Regions from separate parts of the Homo sapiens genome. Here region 1 is linked to region 2. A link is a loop called in an ENCODE intact Hi-C map of the cell type or tissue named here. Cell type or tissue: heart left ventricle. All regions are shown on one strand. Links, peaks and the distances in the headings refer to the core of each region. The heading gives the core; the rest is flanking DNA. Region 1 overlaps LINC00671 (long intergenic non-protein coding RNA 671). Region 2 has its middle 29 kb from the start of G6PC1.

Evidence for each region. Hi-C counts contacts between places; a loop is a spot of excess contacts. Peaks named below come from ENCODE experiments on the same cell type or tissue, not always from the same donor. Only the 100,000 strongest peaks of a DNase experiment are listed, where the experiment ranks them.
Region 1: a loop joins it to region 2, with 2.5 times the contacts of the local background. A loop is called at or near these places in 10 of 110 quality-filtered maps.

Annotation. Positions count from the first base shown.
Region 1 is chr17:42,878,578-42,886,909 of GRCh38, forward strand. LINC00671 (long intergenic non-protein coding RNA 671) reads right to left here. Exons shown (of 6, transcript NR_027254.1): 3 at 6,018-6,109; 4 at 1-1,241. Among named protein-coding and RNA genes, the nearest start is that of LINC00671, 16 kb to the right of the region's middle. In heart left ventricle, for the core only: a CTCF peak has its summit at 120; no DNase peak of the experiment used is centred there; H3K27ac peaks cover 81 bases.
Region 2 is chr17:42,925,214-42,933,545 of GRCh38, forward strand. It overlaps the pseudogene RNY4P2. Among named protein-coding and RNA genes, the nearest start is that of G6PC1, 29 kb to the left of the region's middle. RefSeq lists enhancers at 3,236-3,812, 3,702-3,851. In heart left ventricle, for the core only: a CTCF peak has its summit at 4,234; no DNase peak of the experiment used is centred there; H3K27ac peaks cover 233 bases.

The DNA of each region.
Region 1 (8,332 bases), core at 56-8,055, 47 kb before region 2:
AGATCAAGAAGAGAGGGGGGGGTCCCGTCTCAGCAGGAAGCCCAGGCTGCCCACCCAGTCTGAGGGGACGGCACTGACTGGGCAGGATCTGGCAAGAGGGGAGTTTAGGGTGCAGATTTGGGTCCAATTCAGCTTGTGACCAGAAGAGGGATCATCAACTGGGATCCCAGATCACATGGAATCCTGTGGTTCCCTTGAGAACTGCCTGGACCCCCAGGTCAACCATATGGGCTGGAAAGGAAGTAAGTTCTAGCAAAAGGACCTTCATACAAGGACTAAAGCCGTGGGAACCACACTTCAATTCATGACTTTCAGCATATCTTGAAAGCACTTAGATAGGGAAGGTTTGGAAAGGCAGAACTGCTACTGCCGCTGCTGCTGCCTCTTCTTTCCATTTTGTGTCTCAGCTCAAAGATAGAGCTTCTCTTTACCCTCTCAGCCCAGATAAATATCTTGTTTTGCCTTTCTTGCATTTTTTTTTGTTTAAAGAAATTTGGAGGCTGAATTGGGAGGATCACTTGACCCCAGAAGGTCGAGGCTGCAGTGAGCCATGATTGCGCCACCGCACTCCAGCCTGGGCAACAGAGTGAGACCCTGTCTCAAAAAAAAAAAAAAAAGGCCGGGGGGGGGAGCATAATAGTGGAAATGCTCTGTCTTGCCCTGAAAATGAATGCTGTAGAGAGCCAGGGCTGCCACTCTTGGCTGCTCCACAGGTTGCTTCTCCAGATGCGGAGATGGGGAGAAGGGACCTGTGGCCCCAGGCTGAGGTCTGTGAGGGGCCTGCTGCTGTGGCTCACTTGCTGACCAAGGAGGATGCCATACGGCCCCCCACTGGGGTCTGAGGGCGCAACCCAAGCCACCCTGAAGGGGTGTGTGCACAAGGAGCTCTCAGGAGAAGCCCCCAAGGTGGCCTGTTGGAAGGCTCTGATGGGAACATTTCCTTCCACCTTCAAGAAAGAAGCAATGGGACCCTGAAGAATGCAGCCCAGAGAGATCCAAAGGGTCAGAAGCTCTGGGGCAAATCTGGTAAACTTCCTGGGGGTGCCACAGACTCATCTCCACCTTGCCCTGTGGTCTGGCCCCGCCTTCTGGTGGAGCCTGCCCCCGCCTTCTGGTGGAGCCTGCCCCGTCCCCACCCTGACACTTGACCTGTGGCTGACAGTGGGCCACCTCTGCTCCACTCAGGCTCCGTGGCCGGAGAGTCTGCAGCTTCTCTGGCATTCCTCCTCCCCGTCTGGGTCCTGTGATGGAAACAGTCTCATTCAGCTGCCCCAGAGACTCACAAGTCCTTTACTCATTCAGCAAGTATTTTCCAGTCCCTGCCATGTGTTGGGCCCCTGTTAATTCTATAGTAATATTTGTTGTGGTAAATAAAATTGCCTTCATAGTGATGTCATGGTGGAGGGAGGAACACTCAGGAGAAGAGGGTGTCTCTGAGCCCACAGAGCTCCCACTGCTATTTCTAAGAGGCCAGCAATACATCTTTGCATTTCAGAAAACTGGGTCTATTCAAGAAATAAAGATGGATGGAGGTCAAAATGGGAATGGATTTGGAGAACAGAGTGGGGGTGGGGATGGAGCAGGATGGAAATGAGAGGGGGTGGAGAGGGAATAGGGGGGAGGTTGGTGATGGGGAGGGGACAGGATAAGGAACAAGATGAGGAAGGGGGAAGGTGGAGTTGGAGTGGAGATGAGGATCAAAGTGAGGAGGGCTGGGTCATCCTCTGGCCTCTCCTACCATGCCCCATCTACACGGATGCAAAGAAAACTTCATTCACTCATCGAACGTTTCTGGGACTCTTCCTGAATGCCAGACTTGCATTGGTACAGAAAAATGACTCTCTTCATACTTGCCTTCAAAGAGCTCAGAGTCTGGGCTGCGGAGAGGTCTTTTTATAAACAAAAACACTGGCCGGGCACAGTGGCTCACACCTATAATTTCAGCACTTTGGGAGGCCAAGGCGGGTGGATCACATGAGGTCAGGAGTTTGAGACCAGCCTGGCCAATATGGAGAAACCCTGTCTCTACTAAAAATACAAAATTAGCCAGGCGTGGTGGTGCATGCCTGTAATCCCAGCTACTTGGGAGGCTGAGGCAGGAGAATCACTTGAACCCAGGATGTGGACGTTGTGATGAGCCGAGATCGTGCCATTGCACTCCAGCCTGGGCAACAAGAGTGAAACTCTGTCAAAAAAAAAAGAGCTATGACAGACAAGTGGGGCACAGAATGAGGAGCCATCTATCCCTGGTGGGAGTCTGGGAGGACTTCAGAGAGGAAGTGATGGTTATGTGTGTTTAATTGGATTCATTTATTTAATTCAATTAGTAATACATTCACATGTTCGAAATCCTAAAGGCACAAAAGAACTTGTGTCTGGTCATGGTTGCATAATTCTGTGAATGTACCAAACACCATGGAAACCATTGAATTATGTACTTTAAATGGGCGAATGATACAGTATGTGACTTATAGCTCAATAAAATTGTATTTCAGAAAAGGGTTTATGTCTCCATCCCACATCTGATAATAGTTCCTCCCTGAAGTCAAATAATATGGTGAGTTTCTTCTGTATCTTTTTTGTTGGGAGTTGGGGAGTGACATTTGAAGTGGTGAATGAGCTGAATTTAGTCAAGTAGTGGACTGCGGAATACAGTGTTCTGGCAGTGACAGAGGCACGAAGGCTCGTGGTTCTGTGAATGCCCCAATGGTTGGAGCATGGGGTGAGGGTGGCAGAATGGCAAAGGCTGATTGGGGGTGGGGTGAGCAGAGCCTTGGAGGCCATGCGAGGCAGTGTGTACTTCATCTGTAAGCAGTGATGATCCAGACCTTTAAGCTGCATGAAAAACAATGTGACAATAATTTAAAGACACCCAAATCTCCTTCCAACATCCCGTTGTCATTCACCTAAGTGAAACTGCAGTTCTTGTCTCTATGCACTCATGCGTTTACCTAGTTAGGTAAGCACAGTCTAAATACACTTTTGTATTCTACTTTTTCCATTTAATATTAATCATAAGCATCTTTACAGGTTGTCATGTAATACTCAAATGGATTTTTTTTTTTGAGATGAAGTCTCGCTCTGTTGCCCAGGCTGGAGTGCAGTGGCACGATCTCCGCTCACTGCAAACTCAGCCTCCTGGGTTCAAGCGATTCTCCTGCCTCAGCCTCCTGAGTAGCTGGGATTACAGGCACCCGCCATCGCGCCTGGCTAATTTCTGTATTTTTAGTAGAGACAGGGTTTTGTCATGTTGGCCAGGTTGTCTCAAACTCCTGACCTCAGGTAATCCACTCGCCTAGGCCTCTCAAAGTGCTAGGATTACAGGCATGAGCCACTGCACCCAGCCAAATGGATGGTTTTTAAAGGATAAGAGGTACTCTATCAAGTCGATAGTAAACAAATCATTCCCCATTGGGCAATTGGGTTGGTTCCAATTTGCTATCAAGTGGAAGAATGACCCAGTTGGATCTTGGCTTTGGACAATGGCTTTTACATGGCCAACTCACAGGCTCAGAGCTAAAAGGGATTCAGGGAGTCAGCTGGGCTCATCCTTAGGGTTTCTGTGGCCGTGAGTAAGCACCCCATCTGAACCCATTTCTTCATCTGGAAAGTGATAATGTATTTAAATCACTCAAAAGCTTTTTAGGCCTTGGTAGATTTCTCTGACACTGGAAGGTCCAACCACAGCCTACCTGTTACGCATCAAAGGAACTATCTGAAGACACTGGAATCCTAGCCAGGCAGGGTGACTCGTGCCTGTAATCCCAGCGCTTTGGGAGGCTGGGGCAGGAGGATCGCTTGAGGCCAGGAGTTCAAGGTCAGCCTGAGCAACAGAGTGAGATTCTGTCTCTACAAAAAATTATTAAAATTAGCCGACCGTGGTGGCACATGCTTATAGTTCTAGCTACTTGGGAAGCTTGAGATAGGAGGATCAAGTGACAAGCCCAGGAGTCCGAGGCTGCAGTGAGCTATTATTATACCACCGTACCCCAGCCTGAAGGACAGAGTACCCCAGCCTTGTCTAAAAAAAAAAAGACATAAGACTTTGACGTCCAGATGCTCTCTCCATATTCTGGCCTAGAAAAGTGTCCCCATCACCCTCTTGCCTTCCTTGGTCAGATGGCAAATGAGTGTCTGGGGCAGATGCACTCTGGAGGCTCAAGAGGAAACATTCGGGGCTGCCTGCAGCAGTGCTGAGGCTGCAGTTTAATTTTCTTTGACATCAGTGGTAGAATTTGTCCACTAGGGGCCGGGCGCAGTGGCTCACAACTGTAATCCCAGCACTTTGGGAGGCCGACGTGGGTGGATCACCTGAGGTCAGCAGTTCGAGACCTGCCTGGCCAACATGATGAAACCCTGTCTCTATTAAAAATACAAAAAATTAGCTGACCGTGGTAGCAGGTGCCTGTAATCCCAGCTACTCGGGAGGCTGAGGCAGGAGAATCGCTTGAACCCAGGAGGCAGAGGTTGCAGTGAGCTGAGATTGCACCATTGTACTCCAGCCTGGGCAACAAGAGCAAAATTCCGTCTCAAAAAAAAATAAAAATAGAATTTGTCCACTAGGTACTGTGCTAGGTGCTGGCGGGGGAGACAGTGGGTCCCAGACAGACAGACATGGCCCCCCGACTGGCTTGGCCCAGGGGAGATGCTGCTGGAACAAGAAAACCTCTCTGATGGTTCTTGGAAGTGGGAGCTGGCCCGAGGCCCTCCATCTGCCCCTCATCTCCCTCTCAGAGGCTGTTGCTTCTTCTCTCAGACCCTCTGGCCCCAGCTTCCCTGTAGCTGCCACAGAAACCTCATCATATGAAGGGAAAGAGGCTGTAGCATTCTCAGTAGGGCCCGGGTCTCAAACACCTCCATGCTGCATGTCTCTTATACCACTTTTTTTTTTTTTGAGACGGAGTTTTGCTCTGTTGCCCAGGTTGGAGTGCAAGTGCCATGATCTCGGCTCATTGCAACCTCTGCTTCCCGGGCTTAAGCGATTCTTGAGCCTCAGCCTCCCAAATGGCTGGGACTACAGGCACGCACCACCATCCCCAGCAAATTTTTGTATTTTTAGTAGAAATGGGGTTTCGCCATGTTGCCCAGGCTGGTCTCAAACTCCTGAGCTCAGGCATTCCATCTGCCTTGGCCTCCCAAAGTGCTAGGATTACAAGCATGAGCCACAGTACCCAGCCCCTTATGCCTCTTAACTTTACATCTCCGGGTCAGAATATGATGGGGAATTCTCCCTTTCTCGAGGACCTCCAAGGAATGTGATGTCTGTCACTCCCAATTCTCCTATTGAGAAGGAAAAGCCAGTACAGGACAGAATACTCTGGGCCAGATAATTTCCATCTTTGTTTCACTTAATCCGCATAACAACCTTGAAAGGCAGATGTTAATTACACCCATTTCACAGATGCAGAAACTACAATTCAGAGAGATTAGGAAACATGCCCACAGTCATCTGGCTGGTAAAAGGTGGGGCTGGGAGTGAACCCAGATCTTTGCAGAATTACACCTCACGGCCTTCCCTGGGCCGTGGCTCTTTTTCCACTGCCTGGTAGGCCTGTTTGAAGAATTAAACAAGGTATCAGACTCATCTGAATATTGTAAGAAAAAAAAAAAGAATGAAACAAGGTAATGCTTGAGAAACCCTTGGCACCTGATCCATATTAAGTGACCCTCTCAGAGCAAAGTCATCACTCAAATGACAAGGGCAGAAATATGCAGAGCTGCTTTTCACAAAGGTGCTCAACCTTGACTGCACATTGAAATCACCTGGGAAGCTTGTAAAACTCCACATACTCGGACTGCGCCTCAGCCTGATATGATCAGAGCCTCTGGGGGCAAACCACAGACATGACTGGCTTTTAAATTTCCCCGGGTGATTCTACTGTGTAGCCAAGGTTGGGAGAACTCTGGAGATGGTAGTTCAGTTCCAAGCCTCCCAAGAGGAAGCTGACTAGAGAGTCTAAGACATAAAGAATGTGTCCATCAGAAGGTGCAGAAAGGGGCCAGGCACAGTGTCTCACCTATAATTCCAGCACTTTGGGAGGCTGAGGCAGGCAGATCACTTGAGTCCAGGAGTTCGAGACCAGCCTGGCAACATGGCAAAACCCTCTCTCTACAAAAATACCAAAAAAAAAAAAAAAAATTAGCCAGGATGGTGACATGCACCTGTGGTCCCAGCTACTAGGGAGGCTGAGGTGGGAGGATCATTTGAGCCTGGGAGGCAGAGGCTGCAGTTAGCCAAGATCATGCCACTGCACTACAGCCTGGGCGACAGAGTGAGAAGACCCCGTCTCCCTCAGAAAGAGAGCATCACAGAGCCTGCCCTGACAGTGACAATCAGCCACATTTGGAGCAGAGGACCTGGCCAGGGCCAGGACACGTCCTGTCCTAGAGGCACTTTAGCCATGCACATGGAGTCATCGGGCCTTATTGAAGCTATATTGTGACCAACTGCTGGTTCTGATTCCCAGCTCGACAGGCCAGCTTCCCACCACATCATGGTGATGGGAAGAAAATGGACACATCACTTACATCTCTTTTTGTAAATGAACTAATTGACATTCTAATAAGAATTACTTTTGCTTTGACAGTTACAGTAAATCAACAGATTGACCTTCAGGTGTAATTTTGGTATATATAGACCTTCCCTGAAAGACAATTCCCATTGGTGAGCTGAGGAATCTGGTTTCTGATTCAGGCTTCTCCCTTGGAGTGGGGTGAATTCACCAATAAACCATCTTGAGATATCTTGGGAGATGTCAGCCAGCCTCATCTGATGCAACCAGCCTAGCCACGGACTTCACGTCTAACTTTCAGAGCAGAGACTCCATGTCAGCAAATTCCTCGCCTCCTTCCCTCCTCTCCTATAGTTTTGGCTTTTTGTATTGTTTTGTTTTTGTTGTTGTTTTGTTTTGTTTTTGTTTTTGTTTTTGAGACAGAGTCTCACTCTGTCACCCAGGCTGGAATGCAGTGGCGCGATCTTGGTTCACTGCAACCTCCGCCTCCAGGTTGAAGTGATTCTCCTGCCTCAGCTTATTGAGTAGCTGGGATTACAGGCGCCCGCCACCACGCTCAGCTAATTTTTGTATTTTTAATGGAGATGGGGTTTCACCATGTTGTTCAGGCTGGTCTCGAACTCCTGACCCCAGGTGATCTACCCACCTTAGCCTCCCAAAGTGCTGGGATTACAGGCTTGAGCCACTGTGCCCAGCCTGTTTGTTTTCTGAGACAAGGTGTTTCTGTGTCACCCAGACTGGAGTGCAGTGGTTCAATCTTGGCTCACTGCAGCCTAAACCTCCTGGGCTCAAGTGATCCTCCCAACTCAGCCTCCTGAGTAGCTGGGACTATAAACGCATGCCACCACCACTGGCTTTTTTTTTTTTTTTCAACAGGGTCTCGCTCCATCACTCAGGCTGGAGTGCAGTGGTGCGATCACAGCTCACTGCAGCCTCAGCCTCCCAGGCCCAAGCAATCCTCCTGCCTCAGCCTCCTGAGTCACTGGGATTACAAGTGTGCACCACCATACCCAGATAATTTTTAAATATTTTGTAGAGACAGAGTCTCCTTATGTTGCCCAGGCTGGTCTTGAACCTTGAGCTCAATGGATCTTCCTGCCTTGGCCTCTGAAAGCACTGGGTTTATAGGTGTGAGCAACTATGCCTGGCCCCCTCCTATAGTTTTTCCCTGGCCAATATCCCTCTTATAAATCCACAGAGCTTCTCACTCTCTGCAGGGAATATTAGGTCATTCACATACCTGGGTTCAGTCCCTACACCGCAGTCATCGTGATGCTTACACCCCAGACACCCCAGACGTGTGTCCTCCTTCAAACAGCCTATTCCCACCCACTAAGCCTCTGCCCATGTGTTCCGACTCCTCCCTCCCTTCCTTCCTCTGCTTCCTTCCTCTTTCCTCTTCCTTCTCCATCTAGTGACAGCTTATTCACTGTCTAAAACCCAACTCGAATCCCACTCTCTCGACCTTTCCCTGAACAACATTATTTACTTTGTTGTCTCTGCTCCCATAGTACTTTGGACAGAACTCTGCCATGGAGGTTCACAAACTGAACTCTAGTTCCTTGACCACGTGTGTCCTCCCCTCACTCCCCACACTGAACCTGGCTTTGGTGGCCTGGTGCCCAGCATGGTGTTGTGCCCGTGTGTGGATGCTTAAATACATCTTTGAAATTTGAATAAATAGTAAACATTGTTATACATGAGTCATGTTTTTCTCTTTAAAAGCCACATCATATCCATTTGCTCATTGGACTACTTCAAAAGAGAAGCTCTAAGGACATCCAAAGATCCTAAGTGAAAAATCACCCTGGCTGCACGGG
Region 2 (8,332 bases), core at 171-8,170:
TTACTGTCAACTTAAAGTTAACATCTTTATTACTGTAATAAGAAATTTTTAACTCTAAAGGTTTCAAATTATTTGTTCATAAAATCCCTTATGATTACCACTTATGTAAGCAGGGTCCATCTTTTAATTTAATAATTTTTCAGCTGGAACAATTCGTTCATTTCACAAGTATTTATCAAGCATCTGCTATATTCCAGACATTTCTGGAATTAAAATAGCTAGTATAGGCCGAGCGCGGAGGCTCACGCCTGTAATCTCAGCACTTTGGGAGGCCGAGGCAGATGGATCACCTGAGGTCAGGAGTTCAAGATCCGTCTGGCCAACATGGTGAAACCCTGTCTCTACTAAGTACAAAAAATTAGCCAAATGTGGTGGTGCATGCCTGTAATCCCAGCTACTTGGGAGGCTGAGGCAGGAGAATCACTTGAACCTGGGAGGCAGAGATTGCAGTGAGCTGAGATTGCGCCACTGCACTCCAACCTGGGTAACAAGAGTGAAACTCCTTTTCAAACAAAAAAAAATTTTTTTTTTTTGTAAAGACAAGGGCTCTCTATGTTGCCCAGGCTGGTCTTGAACACCTAGACTCAAATGATCCTCCTGCCTCAGCCTCTCAAAGTGCTAGGATTACAGGTGTGAGCCACCACACCCAGTTTAGGTTCTTAATATTTTACCCCAAACCTGGTCATCTCTACAATTCTGTATCTCAGTGAATGGTAAGTCCATCCATCCACACGCTATCTTCCTCCTTCCCATCCATCCTCCATCCATCAAATCCTCTTACTTTTACCCCTTAAATATCTCTAAAATCTGCCATTTCTTGCCATTTCTACTGCTGCCTACCCCAGATAAAAGTCACCACCATCAATGGCAATGGCCTGCAATGGCCTTCTTTTTTTCTTTTTTTTTTTTTGAGACGGAGTTTCACCTTGTTGCCCAGGCTGATCTTGGCTCACTGCAACCTCCGCCTCCCAGGTTCAAGTCATTCTCCTGCCTCAGCCTCCCAAGTAGCTAGGATTACAGGCCCATGTCACCACGCCCAGCTAATTTTTATATGTTTAGTAGAGACGGGGTTTCACCATGTTGGCCAGGCTGGCCTAGAACTTCTGACCACAGGTGATCTACCTGCCTCGGCCTCCCAAAGTTCTGGGATTACAGGTGTGAACCAACGAGTCCAGCTGCAATGGGCTTCGTAAATGTTCCCTGCATTCACTCTCGCCCTTTTCATATCCATTCACCAGAAGACTGATGGAGTGATCTTTTTAAACCCAAAATCTGATATCACACTCTTGCTTGAAACTTTTTAATGGATTATCACTGTTCTTAGGATATAAATCTTTATTATGAAAAACTTGGCCAGGCGCCGTGGCTCATGCCTGTAATTCCAGCACTTTGGAAGGCCGAAGAGATAGGATTGCTTGAGTCCAGGAATATAAGACCAGCCTGAGCAACGTAGTGAGACCCCCGTCTTTATTTTTTGCTTTTTTGTGTGTTTTTTCATTTCTGCTTTTTTTTTTTTTTTTTAAGACGGAGTCTTGCTCTGTTGCCCAGGCTAGAATGCAGTGGCTTAATCTCAGCTCACTGAAACCTCCACCTCCCAGGTTCAAGCAATTCTTCTACCTCAGCCTCCCGAGTAGCTGGGATTACAAGCACACACCACCACATATGGCTAATTTTTATGTTTTTAGTAGAGACTGGGTTTCACCATGTTGGTCAGGCTGGTCTTGAACTCCTGACCTTAAGTAATACACCCGCCTCGGCCTCCCAAAGTACTGAGATTACAGGAGTGAGCCACCCTGTCTGGTCTCACTTCTTTTTGTATCTTTTTCCTTCATCTTTTATTTTCTACCCATCTCTCCATTTTTAAATTAATACATACATAAATTTTAAAAAGGAAAAAAACTTGTACATGAATATTCAGAGCAGGATTATTCATAATAGCTAAAAAGCAGAAACAACCTGAATGTCCATCAACTAATGATAAATAAACAAAATATAGCCTAGCCATAGAGTGCAATATTATTTGGCCATGGAAGGAATGAAGTATGAATACATGCTAGAGTGTGGATGAACCTTGAAAACATTATACTAAGTGAAAGAAGCAAGGCACAAAAGATCACATACCATATAATTCCATTTATAGAAATGTCCAGAATCGGCAAATCCATAGAGACAGAAAGTAGATTGGTGGTTGCCTAAGGCTAGATGTTTGGGGGAAATGGAGAGTGACTGCTGAAGGCTGCAGGGTTTTTTTTTTAGGGTGACGAAAATGTTCTCAAATTGACTGTGGTTATGTACAACTCTGTGAATATACTAAAAACCAATGAATTGTATTTTTTTCTTTTTTTAATTTCTTTCTTTTTTTTTTTTTTTTTTGAGAGAGTCTCACTCTATTACCCAGGCTGGAGCACGGTGGCATGGTCATAGCTCACTGCAGCCTCAACCTCCTGGGCTCAAGAGATCCTCCCAACTTAGCCTCCAGAGTAGTTGGGAATACAGGTAGATACCACAATGCCTGGGTAACTTTTTAATTTTTCATAGAGATGAAGTTGCACTGTGTTGCTCAGGCTGATCTCAAACTCCTGGCCTCAAGCAATCCTCCCACCTTGGCTTCCCAAAGTGCTGGGATTATAGGCATGAGCCACCATGCCCGGCTGAATTGTACATTATTTATTTATTTTATTTTATTTTTTTGAGACAGAGTTTTGCTCTCATCCCCCAGGCTGGAGTGCAATGGTGTGATCTCAGGTCACTGCAACTTCCGCCTCCCAGGTTCAATCAATTCTCCTGCCTCAGCCTCCCGAGTAGCTGGGATTACAGGCACCCACCACCACACCAGGCTAATTTTTATATTTTTAGTAGAGATGGCGTTTCACAATGTTGGCCAGGCTGGTCTCAAACTCCTGACTTCAAGTGATCCACCCACCTTGGCCTCCCAAAGTGCTGGGATTACAGGTGTGAGCCACCGCACCCCAGCCACAGCATTTCTTTTCTTTTCTTTTCTTTTTTTTTTCTTTTTGAGATGGAGTCTCTCTCTGTTGCCCCAGACTGGAGTGCAGTGGCGCAATCTCAGCTCACTGCAACCTCCACCTCCTGGATTCAAGTGATTCTCCTGCCTCAGCCTCCCAAGTAGCTGGGATTACAGGCATGTGCCACCATACCCAACTAATTGTATTTTTAGTAGAGACGGGGTTTCAGTATGTTGGCCAGGCTGGTCTTGAACTCCTGGCCTCAAGTGATCCACCTGTCTCTGCTTCCCAAAGTGCTGGGATTACAGGCATGAGCTACCTCAACTGGCTACCAAATTGTGCATTTTAAATGTGTGAATTTTGTGGTGTGTGAATTATATCTCAATAATGCTCTTACCAAAAAAAAAAAAATCTTTATATGGCCTCTGAAAGCTTACCTCAGCTGGACCTTGTCTACCGCACCTCACCTGGTCTCCTTCACCTCATTCCACAAAGCACAGCCAATGTCATCTTGGTTCCTCCAATGCAACACACTCCAGCCCTCCTCCGAGCTTGGGCTTTTACACACCCCCCTTCTTAGAACACTCTTCTGCCTCTTCACATAATTCAGTCCTCCACATTGGTATCACTTTCTCAAGGAAGCCTCCCTGCCCACCCACCATGAGTCATGATCAAGTTCCTCTTCTGGGCCTGCCAAAGCACCCCTTTTACTTTGCTCTCTACCAAACGTCACTTTGTGATTATTTGGATCATGTCCGTCTTCCCCACTAGACTAGGCCCCATGAGTGCAGCTCCATGCCTGCTTTGCTCACTCTTGCACTTAAACCCTGTGCCTAGCCCTGGCCTAACACATGAGGAGGACTCCAGATATCTTGGTTGAATAATAAATGAGCAATATATTACTGTTTGCCCCTAACTTGGAAAACAAATGATAGGTTCAACAATTCTAGAGCTCCACAAATGACTCAGCAAAAACATGTTCGGAGGCACTCCCAACGTGAAATTAGAAGGTTGGAAACTCAGAGGACGGGACAGGCTTAGATAGAAACATTGGCCTCTTCCCAGGTAAGTTCTCCCCAGGAGGTGGGGAGCAAACTCTCTGAGCAGCCAGTTACAGGGAACTCATGACTAAGCTCTGTTGCTGTTTATCAAGATACACACTGACTCTCAGAAGTTCTAGCGTGAACCAAATCCTGCTTCAACCCCATGGGCTTTCAGTGTAGGACTTTTTCTTTTTGTTGGTGATCACACACCCTACTGGTGGCTTAACCAATTACATTGCCTCAGCCCCTGTGACACTCCAGCTCCGCGTCCCCTTTATGATGCTTCAAATATCATAAAAGCAGAGAAAAATCATATGTCATATATCAGAAAATCATATATCAACTTTTTTTTATTTTGAGGTCTTTCACACACTGAACTTATTTTAATCATAATTGTCAATTATAAATAAACATAATTACTATGTTCCTTTTTTGATGTCAAATTGTTGCAATTTGGACAGTGGCTTCCTTATCCTTCTACCATTGCTGGCCTAAAATCCTTGTGTTCTAGGCCCATTCCAAATTTTCCTTGTTCCAAGACACAGAATCAGCCACCCACTAAGAAGTCTCATTTCCTTTTGATGGGTGCACGAGAGTGGGAGGTTAGCAGAAGAAATGCTGTTAATGGGCTAGGTGCAGTGGCCTAGCCTGTAATCCCAACACTTTGGAAGGCTGAGGCAGGAGGATCACCTGAGGTCAGGAGTTCGAGACCAGCCTGGCCAACATGGGGAAACCCCATATCTACTAAAAATACAAAAAATTAGCTGGGCGTGGTGGTGTGTGCCTGTAATCCCAGCTACTCAGGAGGCTGAGCCAGGAGAATTGCTTGAACCCAGGAGGCGGAGGTTGCAGTGAGCTGAGATCATGCCACTGCACTCCAGCCTGGGCAACAGAGAGAGACTTCATCTCAAAAAGGAAAAAAAAAAAAAGAAGAAGGAAAAGAAATGCTGTGGCCAGGGCATGGTGGCTCACGCCTGTAATCCCAGTACTTTGGGAGGCTGAGGCAGGTGGATCATGAGGTCAGGAGCTCAAGACCAGCTTGGCCATTATGGTGAAACCCCATCTCTACTAAAAATACAAAAATTAGGCAGATGCCTATAATCCCAGCTACTCAGGAGGCTGAGGGAGGAGAATCACTTGAACCTGGGAGGCAGAGGTTCAGTGAGCCAAGATTGAGCCACTACAGTCCAGCCTGGCAACAGAGCGAGACTCCATTTCAAAAAAAGAAAAAAGAAAAAGAAAAAGAAATGCTGTTAATGAACTGTATTTTAGGGTCAGAGCCAGGAAATTATATTTCTCTTAAAGCTTATGGGTTCACAATAATGTTTCCAATTGAACTCTATGTTGTAATTTTTTATTCAATATAAAATATTTTCAGGCCAGGCCCGGTGGCTCATGCCTGCAATCCCAACACTAGAAGGCAAGACGGGAGAATTGCTTGAGACCCAGAGTTCAGGACCAGCCTGGGTAACATACCGCAACCCCCTCTCTATAAAAGAAAAAAAAGATATAATTGTTTTCATTTATTTTATCTGCAATATTCCTGCATAGAGATTTAATCTTCACCCTCACTATAATTGCATTTCCTTTACTAGCCCTCATTTGCCTTGCCAACCGCCATTATACCGTCCCTTTGCTGATGGTGATGTCTGTTGGCTTGGTCTCCTTGTTCTGGTTGACCAGACTATCCTCCTGTTATAAACAGCAGGAAACACAACCCCAAAACACACATACACACACACTGGAAGCCTACATGAATTTCACATGCATCGTTTGAGGCAGCCTCCTGAGAGCCAGTCATCCTTCCAAGACAGTGACTGCTTCGGGAGTAAAATCATAACTGAGAGAGTCTCAGGGAACTTTGTTGTTGTTTTACTGAGTTGACATTTGGGAAGTTTAAGGTCTTTATTGCTCTGACAGAGTATTTTAACTTAATTTTTTTTGTTGAGACAGAGTCTTGTTATGATGCTCAGGTTGCTCTCGAACTCCTGGGCTTGAGTGATCCTCCTGCCACAGCCTCCTGAGCAGCTAGGATTACGTAGGTGCACGTCACCATACCTGGCTCTTTATCTTGCTTTTTGTCATTAGAAAAGTATCACACAAATGAATTACAAAGAAGATCATTTCATTCAGAAATGTTGGAAACTACTGAAAAGTATAAAGATGAAACTAAAAATCACTCCAATCTCATCATCCAGAAATAACTGAGGGCCAAGGCACAGTGGCTCGCATGTGTAATCCCAGCACTTTGGGAGGCTGAGGCAGGAGGATCACTTGAGCCCAGGAGTTCAAGACCTGCCTGGGCAATATAGGGAGACTCTATCTCTACAAAAAAACACAAAAATACGAAATTACAAAAGAAACAAATAACTGAAGCTAACATTTTGAAAAAAGAAGTAGGCCGGGCGTGGTGGCTCACGCCTGTAATCCCAGCACTTTGGGAGGCCAAGGTGGGCTGATCACCTGAGGTCAGGAGTTCAAGACCAGACCGACCAATGTGATGAAACCCCGTCTCTACTAAAAATACAAAAATTAGCTGGGCATGGTGGCACATGCCTGTAATCCCAGTTACTCGGGGACTGAGACAGAAGAATCACTTGAACCTGGGAGGCAGAGATTGCAGTGAGCCGAGATCGCACCATTGCACTCCAGCCTGGGCAACAAGAGTGAAACTCCATCTCAAAAAAAAAAAAAAAAAAAAGAATACTGAGAATATGAAAAACCTTTTTTTTTCTAGATCCATCAATGCCTCTTGAAGAGAGTATCAAAAATCAATATGAAACTGAAAGAGCTACTGAACTGCAGACAAAAATTTCATCAGATACATCAGAGATTTCTCTAAAGGTTAAAAAGAAACGTGAGAAATATTAAAAGTCAATTGCCTGGTGTGGTGGCTTGCACCTATAATCCCAGCTACTTGAGAGGCTGAGGCAGAAGAATCCTTTGAGCCCAGAAGTTAGAGTTTACAATAAGTTCTGATTGCACTACTGCACTCCAGCCTGGGCCACAAGACAAGAAGACTCTGTCTCAAAAAAAAAAAAAAAAAAAGAGTCAGTTGTACTATTCTGCTTTGTGGTTTTGTGTATTAATCTGCAATTTATAGAGTTTTAATGAAAAGTCATCAGTGTTGGTAGAATGCTGATTTAAATGTATTTATGAGAAAATGTCACCTTGTCACCTGAGTTAAAACACACAATCAAAATGGCAGGGTGAAAACTGTGGACTCCAAAGTTCATGCTTTCACTAATTTCTTTTCTTTTTAAAAAAACATTTTTGGCCGGGCGCAGTGGCTCACGCCTGTAATCCCAGCACTTTGGGAGGCCAAGGTGGATGGATCACAAGGTCAGGCGATTGAGAACATCCTGGCTAAAACAGTGAAACCCCATCTCTACTAAAAATACAAAAAAATTAACCAGGTGTGGTGGCGGGCGCCTGTAGTCCCAGCTACTCGAGAGGCTGAGTCAGGAGAATCTCTTGAACCCGGGAGTTGGAGGTTACAGTGAGCTGAGATCGTTGCCACTGCACTCCAGCCTGGGTGAGAGAGCAAGACTCAATTGCAAAAAAAAAAAAAAACCTGGCAGGTAACTGTGTTTTGTTTTATTCTTAACTAATGTTTCTTTTTTTCTTAATCCAGTGAAATTTAGCAATGGGGGGTTGTATACCAACTTTAGTGACACTAATGTTAATAAGTTCTGATGACCCACTACCATCGGACCAGCCTAATGTTTCTTAATGAGAAACATTTCTTTCTGGGTGGTTAAACTTAATCAACCGTCCCATAAAAACAAGAAGACTCCTCTGCTGCCTAACTAAACAATCAAAAAACCAATTTTTTAATTTAAAAAAAAGGTTTAAGATTCAAGCCTACTTTTAGGCTCATCCTCTAAGAGAAATGAGTAAGCAAAGGCTGAGCTATAATCACAACATCCAGAGCTGCACTCAGTCCTGAAGCACCAGAACACACACATGGGCTGCCTGAGCTCCTCAAGTGCCCCTGCTGCCGCCACTGTTACCAGAAAGAAAAAAATGAGGTTGGTTCGCCTGGCAAGTAACAAACGACTTGCCATGAGAACACAGGGTTTTTTGTTAGTTTTTTTTGTTTGTTTTGGGGGTGGGGGGGTTTGAGACAGAGTCTCACTCTGTTGCCCAAGCTGGGGTGCAGTGGCGTGATCTCGGCTCACTGCAACCTCCACCTCCTGGGTTCAAGCGATTCTCCTGCCTCAGCCTCCCGAGTAGCTGGGATTACAGGCATGTGCCATCACACCTGGCTAATTTTGTATTTTTAGTACAGATGGGGTTTTGCCATGTTGCCCAGGCTGGTCT